Regions from separate parts of the Mus musculus genome. Here region 2 is linked to region 1. Evidence: chromatin loops called from intact Hi-C (ENCODE). Cell type or tissue: heart. All regions are shown on one strand.

Evidence for each region. Peaks named below come from ENCODE experiments on the same cell type or tissue, not always from the same donor. Only the 100,000 strongest peaks of a DNase experiment are listed, where the experiment ranks them.
Region 2: a loop joins it to region 1, with 4 times the contacts of the local background. A loop is called at or near these places in 8 of 42 quality-filtered maps.

The regions. Positions count from the first base shown.
Region 1 is chr5:3,890,089-3,898,088 of GRCm38, reverse strand. Mterf1a (mitochondrial transcription termination factor 1a) reads left to right here and starts at 4,156. Exons shown (of 2, transcript NM_001013023.2): 1 at 4,156-4,214; 2 at 6,192-7,508. The coding sequence starts at 6,223. The coding sequence ends at 7,362. In heart, a CTCF peak has its summit at 3,929; a DNase peak (open chromatin) is centred at 3,958; H3K4me3 peaks cover 840 bases; H3K27ac peaks cover 480 bases.
Region 2 is chr5:4,097,362-4,105,361 of GRCm38, reverse strand. Cyp51 (cytochrome P450, family 51) reads left to right here and starts at 665. Exons shown (of 10, transcript NM_020010.2): 1 at 665-1,228; 2 at 2,336-2,434; 3 at 4,008-4,184; 4 at 5,091-5,217; 5 at 6,064-6,238. The coding sequence starts at 1,055. In heart, a CTCF peak has its summit at 3,376 (motif pointing right); DNase peaks (open chromatin) are centred at 611 and 871; H3K4me3 peaks cover 2,428 bases; H3K27ac peaks cover 1,910 bases.

The DNA.
Region 1 (8,000 bases):
GCTATGTGACGATTGATTAACAGGCCAAGAAGCAGGCCACCACTTACTAGATATAATGCTTTTATCTGCTCCTGTATCCATTATACCTTGAAAGGGTTTTCCTTCTATTTGTAAAGATATGTACTTTATTTTCAAACATACTCTTTCTACCCTTTGTACACTGCTTTTGCATATTACCTGTTTTCTTATGTTGTTTAGAATAACTCCAACCTTGGGTTTCCAATTTTAAGCTAACTTTCTGTTACAAGCAAAAGGCTGCCTGCCCCTTTAAAAGCTCCATTTGCAATTGGCCCTGAGCAGGGCTTTTTCAGCTGTACTTGTCTCCCAGCCACCGTGCAGCTAACTTGTCAATTTTTGCTGTGCAGACTGTGACTACTTTTTATATTTTTCAACATGAAACACAGAACAACAATCAATCATCCAAGCAAAAACAAACATGAGTTGACAGACATATAGACAATTTGGTGCACCAAAAACAGACAATAGAACACAGATATCCTATCCGAAGCTAAAAATATCTCCATAGGATCCAGAGAGGAAGCAGGACGTCTCCCATTTTCCGTCTGTCCCTAGGAGGGCTCTGAAATAGCTTATTTTCATTTTTTCTCCTTCTTCTAGGAATTCTGCACAGTGGCTGCTTCTAATAGTTACTCCTCTTTCCCTGAGAGCTATCTTTAAGCCTTTGATGAAGGCTGCCTCTTTAGTCAAAGTCCTCGAGAGGAGGGTAAATTGACTTAATTTTTTGTTCTTCATTTTTTATATTACCCTTTATATCTTTATATTATCCTTTGTATCTTTATATTATCCTTTGTATCTTTATATTATCCTTTGTATCTTTATATTTTATATTATCCTTTGTACCTTTATATTTTAGCTTCCTTTCTTTTTCTCTTTTTATATTTCTTAAGTTACTTATTTTTCTGCGCGCATCTTCTTTTTTCTTTCTCTCTGTTTCTGATATGCCTTCCTGGTACTCCTACAAAGTCACTGCCCTTCCTTAACAGCTGGTCCCACACAAACCCAGCAACAATTACCAGACCTACTGCGTAAGAAAGCATATCTCTCAGAGACTTACCTTAATTTCTTTATACTTACCGGTACAACCGTTCCTCAGCTGAAGAGTTCTGAATCCACGCAGTTGAATCCTTCTCAGCAGTTTGTTTTGCAGGAACACTTCATTACCACCGTTCCCCAGCTGAAGAGTTCTGAATCCACGCCAGATCCTTCTCAGCAGTCTGTTTTATGGGAACCTTTATTAACCACTCCTTCCCCACGATGCAGTTCTGAATCCTCCCTGTAGCAGGGGGTCTTCGCTCATGCCTGAAGATGTTTCTTGTCCCAGGTTTTCGGCACCACTTCTTGCGGACTCGACCAGCCAGAACGACACTGCAACAGGATCCTTCTGCACACGTTTATTGGGAGAGCTTGATTGTAGAGGCGAAAAGACCCCGAGCCCAGAACTGGTGCTGCTTATATAGGCCTAGGAGAGGCGTGTCTCACACCCGGATTGGTTATGCACTATGCCTCATTTGCATGTTCCTCATCTGATTGGCTACTCTCTCTCTGTACCTCACAGAGCCTCATTATCATACCTCATTTGCATGTCTCACATCTGATTGGTTATACTCTCAAAGCCTCATTATCATGCCCGGGCCAGGCAGTGTCTTTGCAAAAAACTTTACTGCATATGTATACATTGGTTGTTTGTCCAAACTTATGCGTGGTGGCCAGCAGTAGTCAGTGCCACTCTGCAATGGCACATGTGGCTTCCCACAAAGGCCAAAAAGTGGGAGTGGGTGGGTAGGGGAGTGGGGGTGGGTGGGTATGGGAGGCTTTTGGGATAGCATTGGAAATGTAAATGAGGAAAATACCTAATAAAAATTTTAAAAAAGAAAGCAAGTTGAGCGAGCTATGAGGAACAAGCCAGTAAGCAGCACTCCTCCATGACTCTGCATCAGTTACTGGTTCCAGGTTCCTGTTCTGTCTGAGTTCCTGTCTGAACTTCCTTGGTGATGAACAGTGGTGATGAAGCATAGGCTAAATAAACCCTTTCCTCCCCAGGTTGCTTTGGTTACAGTGTCTCATCACAACAGTAGTAACCCTATGTAAGACAATGACTTCTGTAAAAGTATCTTTATTCACTGATGTAACTGTTCTCTGGAGGCTTACTGCCTCCATCTGCTAAGGGCCTTCTCCTGCAAACTTCTAGCCTCAGAATAGTCTAATCTAGGCTAGGATGTGTTCAGCCTCTGAGACTTATTGATGAATGAGTTCACTCTTTCTAATTCTTTTGGGACTCTGGCTGGCTGACTCAACTTAGCTGTTCTGGCTCAAACTCCCCTTCAAGCTGATTGATTTAATCTGCCTTTTCTCACTTCTGACTGAATGACTCTGCTTGGCCTCAAACTAATTTTAGCAATCTGTTCTAATCTTCTGGCTCCTTCTCATTGTCATTTTACCTATATCTAGTTCTTTTCTCTCTTCAACCTATCTCTATAAAACTCTCCTGGTAAAACTTCCTCCTCCCTCCCTCCATCCTTCCCTCCACATCTCTTCTCTCTCCTGAGAATTGATCATATCCTTATTCTGTCAAATGTTTCTCTGATTCATCATGTTATCTGCCATTCAATAGATATCACATTCAAACATGAGTGCTTCCTTCTACAAACTAACTTTACTTTCATTCTTTGGGATTAATGGTCTATAATAAGGGCATGTTTGTATTCCAGCTAGAGGGATTAACAGTATGTGCTAAGGGCATGCCTGTATTCTGGCTAGAGTAGACATGTTGTTAAATTAAAATCCTTCTACACACCTTGAGTGTAATTACAGGAAGATGTAAGATTTGTATAATTGAAAAAGAGGTAGCAAGAACATTTGTTTATTGAATCCTGGTGCCAATTGATGGTGGTATTTTATGTGTGGGTTCTCTTAGAGGAATGGAGGGCTAATTTCTTCTCACTCTAATTAGGTTTGTTGAGACTTAGACATTAGTGGTAAAGTAAGGGTCTGTGAACTTCTCAAGGAAAATCTAGTGAGGCAGACAGAAAGGGCACAATAATCAATATTACTAATTATATCATTATTATTAGTCTTTGGTTGTAAGAGGCCAGGGGCAATTCTGAAGATAGCATAGACATGGCATTTGAACTACACATTGAGTCTAATTCCCAAGGATTTTAAGTCTAATTTTAGGGAGGGGTTCATCTTGACTTCCCTACTCTCCTCCTTCCAAGTGAAGTCATTTAAAGTCTCAAGCATCATTACATGTCACCATCCTTTCAAAAAACAAATGGTGTTTGCATAGCAACACAACTTTCATACAAAGTTGTCTTGAAAGAAAGAAAGAAAGAAAGACCCTTAAGGAAGATGAGAACCCCAAATCAGCCTCTTGAGAAACATCATCTACCACACTGCTCTTAGTTCTCTTTACCTCTTCTTTGCCCCTCATCTTTCTCTCCCTGCCCTTGGTCTTCCCAACCTCTCCAATATCTCAGCTGCACCTTTTCCTCATTGATATCACTTTCAAGAGGACTAAAGCCATCTCCTGGTGTTCATAAATGAAAATCCATGGGGCAGGCTGAGGAGAGAATATTCAGGCAGAAGCGAGACCATGGGAGTTACGGTCCAGAAGGCAGAGGTTGTCTTGCTTTCCGCAATACTGGTGAAGGTAAGCCACACGTGCACCATAAATAGCTACTGAGTAATCCCAGGCAAGGAATAAGCTGTGATCAGTAGTTTCACTTTCTGGGTAAACTGATTATTAATAATTTAAATTCCCAAATAGAAATCTTTATTCTTACAAACACCAAACCAAACAGAAAAATGCAAAAGAATTTGGGGGAAATAAAAACCAACCAACCTACCAAACAAACAAACAAAAACCCCCAAGGTCTATAAAGCAACCTAAAAGAAAGAGATCAAACTGAACCTGTTCTTTGGTACAGGCAGAATCTCAGCCCCAGCCAGAGGGAAGCCTTGGCGCCGCCCTGTGGTCTCGAACCAGCCCAGAGCCCAGAGTCCCCGCAGCCACAGTCTCAGCCGCCCCCTGCTGGGCTCCCGCGGTCAGGCGGCCGAGGATTTAGGCACAGCGCGCCGGGCTAGTGACGTCACCTCTGCGCCAGGCCGAGGCCGGAAGTCAGCCGTTACTTCCGCACTCCGCTCCCTCCCGGGCGTCCAGAGGCGGAAGTGAAAGGTGTCTACCGGGAGCGTTGGTAGGAGCGCGGATGCAGTGTGCGGGCTGGGGCTGGGGAGCTGCTGGAGCCTTTGCGAGCGGCTTGCGAGTCTCTGCTAGACAGGGCGATGAATGGCTAAAGGCCATTGCAGAACTGCCCGAGGGAAGGCGAGCCTTCGATGTGGGATTACGGCGGTTCTGAGTTTAGACTCATCAAGCCCTCCACACTTCGTACAGCAAAGAGCTCGGCATTGGCTCGGAATTTGTAACTTTAGGGACAGTGCCCACCCTTAGGTTGTTGTATATATAGGGCATTACGAAATAATGTATGTGTAACGTGGGGTTCTGGTATTAAAGTGCGTTTGCGATTCCGCTACCTTCCCCCCATGCGTTGCCGTTTTCTTTTTATTATGACTGAGAAATGTTTAGTTTGCGAGAGGTTGTGCATCTCACAAAAATGATTTGAAGGTGTCTAGCCTGGATCTCTTTATTCTCTACTACATTGGTTGTATTTTTGCCTTTTTCTTTTTCGGATTGGCGGTGTGGTGGTAGAAACATCTGGCCCTTACCTTTTCTGGAAATATCCAAAGTCTCTCATCTTAACGACAAATCCGATGCTGAAGTGTAGTTCTAAAACAAACAAACAAACAAACAAACAAACCAACAAACACTCTCCACTTAAATGCTGCTTCAAAAAATTAGCTGATTGTGGTACCCCAATGCGAATGATTATCAGTTTTCTTTAAAAGCCTGTGAGCTTTCCAACTGTGGGACAGAATAGGACGTATATCTTCCTCCTTGGACCTCACTCATTACAATCATGGAGATTTTTGTGATATTTGCTAAATTTAACATTCCTTTTAGAATGTTGTTTATTTTTAGAGTAAGACTGGAGTCAATTCAATATCTACCTTTGTTTTTTAAATTGCATTATGCTGTATAGTTTCCCGGCTGAACAATCTGTTTTTAAATGAAGAGTGTGTTTATACAAGGCCTTGCAATACAACTAGGATTCAAGAAAATGACCCTTTCTGAAAGAAAAGGCAGTTTAACAATATGTGAGACTTTAAAAAGGTGTGTGTGAGTACAGGCACGTGCACTTGCTGGTGAGTCTGATATAAATGTAGTTAGTACTGGTAGGAGGAAGGGGTGACCAAGAAGGTGATGGGAATATGAGAATAATGAAGACAAACAATAGGACATGCTTCTAATGGAGAATTTAGGTTTATATAAAAGTTATATATGTATATGCATGTGTATGTGACAGGAAAGCAAGGTCAGCTTTGATATGTTTAATGAACCCTTCAGCTAGTGTTCTTGGCAAACTCTTGTCCCAGGTTTAAAACCTAACAACTTTGAACTAGAAAATTAATTCCTCCTTCTTCTTTCTGGGGTTGGGGAATTGAACTCAAGTCCTCATGCGTGCTATGGACGTATGCTGTACCACTGACCTACCTCTGATTTACACCACATTCCCTCAACTATATCATTTTGAAGATGGAAAAGAGTGTAGAATTATTGCATTGTAACCAAGCAAACAATTTGGTAAACTGAGGTAGAGATTGATGTTGATAGGTGTTGTCCAGAGATTTGTGTAAGCATATACATATATATGCTTATATATAATATATAATGTTTATATATAACATATGTTATATAATAGGTAATGTATAAGTTATAGTATGTAATAAACATATAATTTATAACATATAGTTATATATATGTATATATATATATATACATGTGTAATCAATGTGATCCACTTAAAGGATATTATAAATTCAAAAAAGACATTAAAGATGGAAAGTAGACAATCTGAAGTGTGTTTTTTTTTCAGAGCTACATTTAGAGCTTTAGATTAAGGTAGCCAGAAGCAAAGAAATTAGTGTCTGTGGGCAGGAGAGCTGGAGGGCGGGATGCTTTCTCCTGGAAGGCCCCTTGCATTTAAAGGATCTGGATATTGTCATTAGTTAGTCACATAATATTGTATGTTAACATTATATGTTATTTTACACAGCATTTGAAAAACTTTGGGCTACCTGATGATTATGGCATCAAGAAACATCTGGTGTGTGAGAAGAAACTTTCTCTTTGATTTAAGAGACTGGATGCTTCAATATTCAGCAGAAGTTTTCCTCAAGTCGATTTCATTCAGGCCGTTTAGTGCGGAATGCGACAGTAAGGACAAGGAGTCTTTGGAGGAGGAGAGGGAGGACCTGCTGAGCAACTTAGTCACCATGGGCGTTGATATCGACATGGCAAGGAGGCGACAGCCTGGAGTTTTTAACAAGGCTGTTACGAATGAGCAGGAGCTGAAGTTATTCCTTCTGTCCAAGGGAGCTAGTGACAAAGTGATTGGTAGCATCATATCAAGATATCCACGAGCTATAACACGCACTCCTGAAAGTCTTTCAAAACGGTGGGATCTGTGGAGAAAGATTATGGCATCAGACCTTGAAATTGTAAATATTTTGGAGCGTTCTCCTGAATCCTTTTTTCGATCTAATAACAATCTAAACTTAGAGAATAATATAAAGTTCCTTTGCTCTGTTGGATTGACTCATAAATGCCTCTGCAGACTGTTGACCAATGCTCCCAGAACCTTCTCCAACAGTCTGAATTTGAATAAGCAAATGGTTGAATTTTTGCAGGAGACTGGTATGTCCTTAGGTCACAATGATCCCAGAGATTTTGTCAGGAAGATAATTTCTAAAAACCCTTCCATCTTAATTCAGAGCACCAAACGTGTGAAAACTAACATTGAATTTTTACAATCAACTTTCAACTTGAACAAACGGGACCTGCTGCTTCTGATATGTGGCCCAGGAGCTAGAATCTTAGACCTTTCCAATGACTGTACCAAAAAAAATTACACAAACATAAGAGAGAGGCTGCTTTCTCTTGGATGCAGCGAGGAGGAGGTACAGAGGTTTGTCCTAAGCTATCTGAATATGGTCTTCTTGTCAGAGAAAAAGTTTAATGATAAAATAGACTGCCTTATAGAAGAAAAAATCAGTGCTTCACAAATAATTGAAAATCCGAGGATTTTAGACTCCAGCATAAATACTTTAAAAACTCGCATCCGAGAGCTGTCCCATGCTGGGTATGACTTGAGCACATCCAGCATTGCTCTGCTGTCCTGGAGTCAGAGAAGATATGAAGCTAAACTGAAGAGATTATGTGGATAGGACAGTGCAGGAGGAGTCGCAGGCAATCGGACAGGTGTGGCACTGGTTCCAGTTTGGACTTTTAAAACAGGAGAGGTTTGTTTTTGTTTTTTAATTATTTTTTTATTTAAATTTTTTAAATAAAAATTTTAAAATATTTAAGATTACATTTATTTTGTATGTATTTTATGTGTATGTGCATGTGCTTATGTGTGTGCATGCTGAGGCACATGTGGAGGTTGAGGAGAGCTTTTAGGAGTTGGATCTCTTTCTGCTGAGTGGGTTCCAGGACCAACTTAGTCATGAGGCCTGGAAGCAAAGTGTTTTTATCCATTGAGCCTCTTGCTGGCCCAAGAGTTTTGACTTTTCACCGCAGACACATGTATAATGATTCTGTGGGTACTTTGTTTTATAGCACATAAGAACTCCACAGTTAGTGTGCTCACATATAGTCCTAGCTACCCCTTCTTATTTTAAGTTAACATAACAGTCCATTAGATGGTGCAGGCTTTAGCTGCTCTGTAGGAGCAGCAGCAGTTCCTGATTTCTACAGTAGAACAGTGTACGAAGATTTTACAGAATGTGCCTTGTAGTTTCTGTTTGCATTTTAGTAGTAGATTTGGGTGGGAGTGCGGCTTCCTCAGCACGTGGAAGGCCTG
Region 2 (8,000 bases), 210 kb before region 1:
CTAGACGGTGGCTGGACCATCTTACTCATTCCTGGAGGTGCTTGCAGTTTTGCCAATCACTGCACAATCATCTCCAAACTTAGCAAAAAATCTAGCTCTTAACCCTGGTTAAATAAATAAATGTACCTGCCAAAGATCTGGAAGGAGGGTTAATTTGGAAACATGTCATCAGAGGTGCTTTATTTGTAGTGAGATCAGGGTAACTCCTGCTTCAGATCCAGCTATCAGAACAGGAGTTTGGGGACATCTGCCTCAGTTTACTTTATGGCCTGTATTTATTTTAAAAGACTTGTCTTGGTACAGCAGCACACCAAACAACTATCACTTGCTAGCAATGTGGCCCTACACGAACAACCTGTCAAGCAGATTGTACGGGTGATCCGATGGTCTCACCCTCCAGGTTGCATCTGCAGGAGTGTTTTTTTTTTTTTTCCAAGATTCGTGGTGCAGGGCTCACGAAGGGCTGGTCTCACAAAGCCCAGAGGTGACATCTCCGCGAATAGCCGCAGAGGCGGGCGCCCCACGGAGGGGGCGGTGCCCGGGCCGCCAGCTCTGCTGACGCCACATAGGCCGAGATCACCTCAGCAGCGCGTGGTGCAATCACAGAGCGCCTTCGCCTCTGCCGCTGTCCGCCACCAATCTGGTCCTGAGATCCCTCCGCCAGGCTCGTCCGTGCCCGCTGCCGGGGCCGTGCTCGTTAAGCACGCGGGACCTCGTGGTCTGCGGTTCTCGGGGCGCGATCATTTGTGCAGCCATCACTTTCTTCACCGAGTCCAAGTGCCACGGTAGAGCCTGCTTCCTCAGGTCCCCTCGGTGGCGCAAGAATCCCCGCACCTAGACGGAGGCGTGGCCACCAGAAGCCCCGCCCCGTCTGTGACGTCCTGGTGGCGCGCGAGCTGTCTGTGGGCGTGTGAAGGGCCCGGGCCAGACTAAGCCATCAGGCCGGGGCCGCCTCCCGACTTCTATCTGCCGGCTTCTCCTGCTCCATCTTTTCCGAGAAGCGGTGTGCGACCTCGGCCCCCAGCCTACCGGGCGGATCGAAGCGACGGTCGGGATGGTACTTCTGGGCTTGCTGCAGTCAGGCGGCTGGGTGCTCGGACAGGCGATGGAGCAGGTGACAGGAGGCAACTTGCTTTCCACGCTGCTCATCGCCTGCGCCTTCACTCTCAGCCTCGTCTACCTGTTCCGTCTCGCCGTGGGCCACATGGTCCAGCTGCCCGCTGGAGCGGTACGTGCACCTCGGGGTCCTCAGTCTGTGCCCCGGCTAAGCGGGCGGGCTCGGGGGGCGCTAGCGGTGGCGGGCGCGCGGGAGGCTGGGGTGGCGGCTGCAGACGCCCGTGCCTGATCTTTGCTGTTGTGGTGGTCTTTCTGGTCTCCTTGCTGGAACCTGAACTCGGGGGCTGTGCTGGCCGTCGCCGTTTCTGCTGTGATAGCGGCTTTGAACTTCTGGCTAGGATCCTACTTTGCAGCGTTTGTAGTCAGTGATGGATGTGCAGACTGGAGGCCTTGCTGGATGGATTTGGCTGGTCTGATTGCCTTGGCCATCCATGACTCTTAAGTGCAGAGCACTGTACTGACTTTACTGTTGGTTGTCAGAGGTGTTTGGGCTCTTTGTGAGGGCCTTGATGGCAAGTTAAGGGTAGCTGCATCCCCGGTGGCCATCACTCTTGATACTGCCCTGTGTGTTTAGTATACTGTGGGCTATTGGGCATAACGATGATTAATAGCAGTGTCAGGGAAATTGCAGACAGTTCATAAGTGACTTGAGAGTGTGGGAAGCGCTTTCCTGTGATGCTGTTAAAATACTGTTTCTCTAGTTTAGCGCTACACCAAACCACTAATTTCAAGCCTTCCAAATATAGTTCATGAATACCCTTGTAATCAACATTTGGTAGCTTTGAAAACCATCCCTTCGAAACTGACAATGGGATGTAAAAACTTAACCCAGCGTTAAGTTCCAACCAAGTTGCTTTAAAACTAATCTCTGAACCCAAGGGATCGATAGGCAGTTACTATTTCTTACTTTCATTAGATACATTTCAAAAGCTCACTATCATCATCATCATTTCTGAGATATTTATTATATCCCAGGGTGGCTGTAGAACTTGTTATGTAGCCAAGGCTCACCTTGGCATATCTTCCAGCCTTCACCCCTTGAGTGTGCAGTGCCTTCCTGTGTAGTCATTTCTGTTTTGAGTTCTTTTGAGGCTAAACCTTGTCTAACTATACTGTGTGTGTGTGTGTGGTTTTTTTAAACATTATTCTTAAGCAGGCTATCATATGAAACTTTCCTATTAATAAAATGAAAACTAAAATTTTCATTTTCTTTTTGCAGAAAAGTCCACCACATATTTACTCTCCAATTCCATTCCTTGGCCATGCAATAGCATTTGGGAAAAGTCCAATTGAGTTTCTGGAAAATGCATATGAGAAGGTAAGTCTTCGGAACAGACAGAGGCAGAGACTCTAGTGTAGAGAAGTGCTTTTCTTTAAATAGAAAGACATTTGTAAAAAGATTGTGCCCTCCCTGCTTATTGGCAGTATTGAAAACATAAAAGGAAAAGGCCTTGTTGGCTCTTAGCTTCCCAGAGTGTCTGTCCTGGGATATAGTCTCTGAGATGTGAGGAAACCTGTAGTTCTAACAATTACGTTTTTAAAAATAGTCTTACATTTTATTTTCGTGGATTATAGTCAGAGTTGACAGCTAGTTTCTTACTGATATATCTTTGGAATGTTGTGTCTTGTACCCCTGGTTCTGTCCATCCTGTGGGATCTCAGCCTCCACTTGGACGGTGTGGGTACTCAAGTCTTTGCTTCTTCCCTGTGAAAACAGTCCTTTGGCATCAGATCAGCCGTTTGTTCCAAAGACTGGCTCTGGGGTTCTTGTTAATTATTTCACTTCCCAATATTATTTAACTGAACTCTCTTTTGTTTTAATATCGTTTAAAATATTCTTTGAGAGTTTTATAAATGTATACAATGTATTTCAATCGTAGTCACATCCCACTTCCCTCTTCCAGTTCCTCCTTGTTCTCCCATGTCTCCCTCTCAACTTTATACCGTTTTCTACAAAACAACACACTGAGTCCAGTTAGTGTCCTCTACATATGAATGGAGTAGGGCCTCCATTAGAGCATGGTCAACCTACTTAGGGTCACATCCTTAAGAAACTGACTCCCCATCCTTTAGCAGCCACGGACTATCATCAGCTCCACAGCTACAGGGTGTTGGGTCTTCTGTGCACCTCCTGCATCCTAAGTCTATTCTTGACACTGAAGGAAAAAAAAAGATACAGTTTTAAAATTGTATAAAAGTCTTTGTGTCTCTATTAGTATGTGCACCTAAATGCAGTTGCTTGCCAAGGCCAGAAGAGGGCACTGTATCCCCTAGAGATAAAGCTATAATCAGATGTGAGCTGACCAGTATGGGTTCTGGGAACCAAACTCAGATCCTCTGCAAGAAAAGAGCCATACACCAGTTGTTATACCACACTCCTTCTGATATACTTGTGCAAATACTTAATGGTAGTGATTCTTTGATGTTATTTGGTTCGTGGATTCTGCTGATCAAATTCAGGTCACCAGACTTGATGGCAAGAGATTTTTACCTACCTGGCCATCCCACCAGCCCCGTTAAATTAATTTTTAACAAGAGGGAAAAAATATTTATATTCTTATAGATGTTGATTAAAGAATTCAATATAGCCAGTATAGAACAAAACCATACTTAAAAAGGTATATATCTAATGCTGAGAGCAACGGACTAAAGCTAACAGTGACATTTAATGAGCTCTGATGTTTTGCATGGTAGAAAATATTTTCAGGATAAGTAGTGAAAAAGAAGAAATCATATTTATACTGACTTTGTGATGAAGACAGGAGGTGGGATATGACCAGATGAAAGCATTTGCTTCAAAGTTTATGCATATTTGGAACTTTTCAGCAAAGTATTATTCTGTGATGTAAGAAATGTCTTTGTAACAGAACTTTGGATCTTTTTCTCTTTAGTATGGACCTGTGTTTAGCTTTACCATGGTGGGCAAGACCTTCACTTACCTTCTGGGGAGTGATGCAGCTGCGCTGCTCTTCAATAGTAAAAACGAAGACCTGAATGCAGAAGAAGTCTACGGTCGGCTGACAACACCTGTGTTTGGGAAGGGAGTTGCATATGATGTGCCAAATGCAGTAGGTGGCTCTTCTGTCCTGGACAAAAGTCAAATCTAAACTACAGTAGTTCCAACTAGTTGTGTAATGTTATACATGTGTAATGAAGAATTAATTTATTCCCTAGCTTAAGAAATCTGACAATTTGTGACACTTGGAAAGAAACCATGGGTTTGTTTTATATTGGTTGGCAAGGCTTGTTCATATCTTATTCATTCACGTGTTATGAATAGAATATAGATGAGGCAGCAGACTCAAGTGCCTGGTGAACTCCGGTAAGGGCCATAATAGACATAGCCCACACTGTGTTAAGGGTCAATATCAGTGTTTCTGGGGTCGGGAGAGGTTGGGGAGGTGAATGTCTCCCTTTACATTCAAAGGCAATAGCTATCAAAAAGTTTTGTTTAGACTCATCTCTATTATCTTAAACATGTTTTAATCGACTTAAAATGTTATGTCTCAGAGGGCAGTTAGTTAGCAGACAAGTTTTTATTCATGCTGTTCTAGACTTCTAGAAGATGGTGTCAGTGATGATGGCATTTAGCTCTAGAATGAGAAGAAAAGGAGGAGGATAAGATAACAGTGGAGTAGAGTGGACTTTGGGAAGTGTGTTGACTGGATTGCTTTGGAGGGTTGGGAGATAGCAGGAGAGGAAGGTGGGTCCCTGAGTGGTGGAGTATTAGGAGGCAGTAGGTGGGGTTCCCTCCTCCAGGGGGAGAGCCCTTCTTAAATGTGTTCTTTCAAATACATGGCCTGGATGCCATATATGCTTAGTTCATAAAAATCCTGTTACTGTTTTTATTTTTAAATTTAAGAAAATTGTTTCCTCTGTTATGCAGTAAGGATAACATGATATACTTCAGAATGAAATAAAAGTGTCCTTTAGTGTTATAAACACTCAGTATTTTTTGTTTGTTTGTTTTGAAGATTTTCTTGGAACAGAAGAAAATCATAAAAAGTGGCCTTAACATAGCCCACTTTAAGCAGTATGTTCCTATCATTGAAAAAGAAGCAAAGGAATACTTTCAAAGTTGGGGAGAAAGCGGAGAAAGAAGTAAGTAAAATGCGTTACATTTGTCTCATTCTTTCTGTCTATGTACAGAACAAAATACAGTAGGTGCGGAAGGGCCACGTCTCTAATGAGAAGGGGGTGCTGACTACTGTGCAGTGGTAATGGCCAACCCTGCCTTTACAGAGCACTTCTAAGTATTGTCTTCAGAGAGCAATTGGCATGTCTGTACCAGCAGCAGTATCTGCTTCTAGGCCAGTACGATCTCAGGCAGCAGGTTGCCACCTTCCCAGGCTGGCCATCAGCCCCTGTAGAAGGTGTAGACAAACACCCACAGCTGATGTAACTAATGTGTTTACTAGTCTCAAAAGAAGCTGATGCATGCATTAGCACACCTAGTAATTAACTTACTTGTGAAGGGCTTGCCGAGTAGTTAGGGAACTTCCTGCATCCTGGGCTTACAGGCATGATCTTACCTAGATTGACAAATAACTGAGGCACATGCCTGGAATTCTAGCACTTGGGAATTGGAGGCAGAAGGATTACAGGTTCAAGGACAGCCTGTGCTACGAAGCACAACCCACATCAAGCCACGAGTCTAAAGCAAAACTGTGAAGCGCCAAGAGGACCAGGGTGCTTTCCAGGTGGGAAGCCCGATGTGACAGTAGAGCCAGAGAGCACCATCCAGTGGGCCTACCCGCTGCTGTCTCCAGTGCTGGTGTGCAATGGTGGTTATAGTACACACAGACTGATGAGTTTATGCCTCTGGTTTTTGGGACCTGCTATATATATTCCCACTCCTTTCATCACAATTTCCTTATGTTCCAGAAAAAAAAAACAATTAAAAGCTTTTTGGAGAGAGTGTTGAGACTGATCTTTTCCTCCTCTTAGATGTGTTTGAAGCACTGTCTGAGCTCATAATTTTGACAGCTAGCCATTGTTTACATGGAAAGGAAATTAGAAGTCAACTCAACGAGAAGGTGGCTCAGCTGTACGCAGACCTGGATGGAGGTTTTACCCACGCTGCCTGGCTATTGCCAGCTTGGCTGCCTCTGCCAAGTTTCAGGTATGTATGGATAAGGACCACGTTGCAGTCACTGGACTGTCTGTGTGCTTCCTAATTTGGGCACATCAGGAGCTTCCATTTTATGAGAATTCAGGCCTGGTTTTCTTTATTTACTGAGCTCATTCCTTTTTTTCTTTATTTTTTATTAGGTATTTTCCTCATTTACATTTCCAATGCTATCCCAAAAGTCCCCCACACCCTCCCCCCCCCCCCCCACTCCCCTACCCACCCTCTCCCACTTCTTGGCCATGGCTTTCTCCTGTACTGAAGCATCTAAAGTTTGCAAGACCAATGGGCCTCTCTTACCAATGACAGCCGACTAGGCCATCTTATGATTCATATGCAGCTAAAGACACAAGCTCCTGGGTACTGATTAGTTCATATTGGTGTTCCACCTATAGGGTTGCAGATCCCTTTAGCTCCTTGGGTACTTTCTCTAGCTCCTCCATTGGGGACCCTGTGATTCATCTAATAGCTGACTCTGAGCATCCACTTCTGTGTTTGCTAGGCCTCGGCGTAGCCTCACAAGAGACAGCTATATCTGGGTCCTTTCAGCAAAGTCTTGCTAATGTATGCAATGGTGTCAGCGTTTGGAGGCTGATTATGGGATGGATCCCCGGGTATGGCAGTCTCAAAGACGGTCCATCCTTTTGTCTCAGCTCCAAACTTTGTCTCTGTAACTCGTTCGATGGGTATTTTGTTCACAATTCTAAGAAGGGGCAAAGTGTCCACACTTTTGTCTTCGTTCTTCTTGAGTTTCATGTGTTTCGCAAATTGTGTCTTGTATCTTGGGTATTCTAAGTTTCTGGGCTAATATCCACTTATCAGTGAGTACATATCATGTGAGTTCTTTTGTGATTGGGTCACCTCACTCAGGATGATGCCCTCCAGGTCCAACCATTTGCCTAGGAATTTCATAAATTCATCCCTTTTAATATCTGAGTAGTGCTCCATTGTCTAAATGTATCACATTTTCTGTATCCATTCCTCTGTTGCGGGACACCTGGATTCTTTCCAGCTTCTGGCTATTATAAATAAGGCTGCTATGAACATAGTGGAGCATGTGTCTTTCTTACTAGTTGGAACATCTTCTGGATATATGCCCAGGAGAGGTATTGTAGGATCCTCCGGTAGTACTATGTCCAATTTTCTGAGGAACCGCCAGACTGATTTCCAGAGTGGTTGTACAAGCTTGCAATCCGACCAACAATGGAGGAGTGTTCCTCTTTCTCCACATCCTCGCCAGCATCTGCTGTCACCTGAACTTTTGATCTTAGCCATTCTTACTGATGTGAAATGGAATCTCAGGGTTGTTTTGATTTGCATTTCCCTGATGATTAAGGATGCTGAACATTTTTTCAGGTGCTTCTCAGCCATTCCATATTCCTCAGGTGAGAATTCTTTGTTTAGCTCTGAGCCCCATTTTTTAATGGGGTTATTTGATTTTCTGGAGTCCACCTTCTTGAGGTTCTTTATATATATTGGATATTATTCCCCTATCTGATTTAGGATAGGTAAAGATCCTTTCCCAATCTGTTGGTGGCCTTTTTGTCTTATTGACGGTGTCTTTTGCCTTACAGAAGCTTTGCAATTTTATGAGGTCCCATTTGTCAGTTCTTGCTCTTAACAGCACAAGCCATTGCTGTTCTATTCAGGAGTTTTTCCCCTGTGCCCATATCTTCGAGGTTTTCCCCCACTTTCTACTCTATAAGTTTCAGTGTCTGGTTTTATGTGATCCACTTAGATTTGACCTTAGTACAAG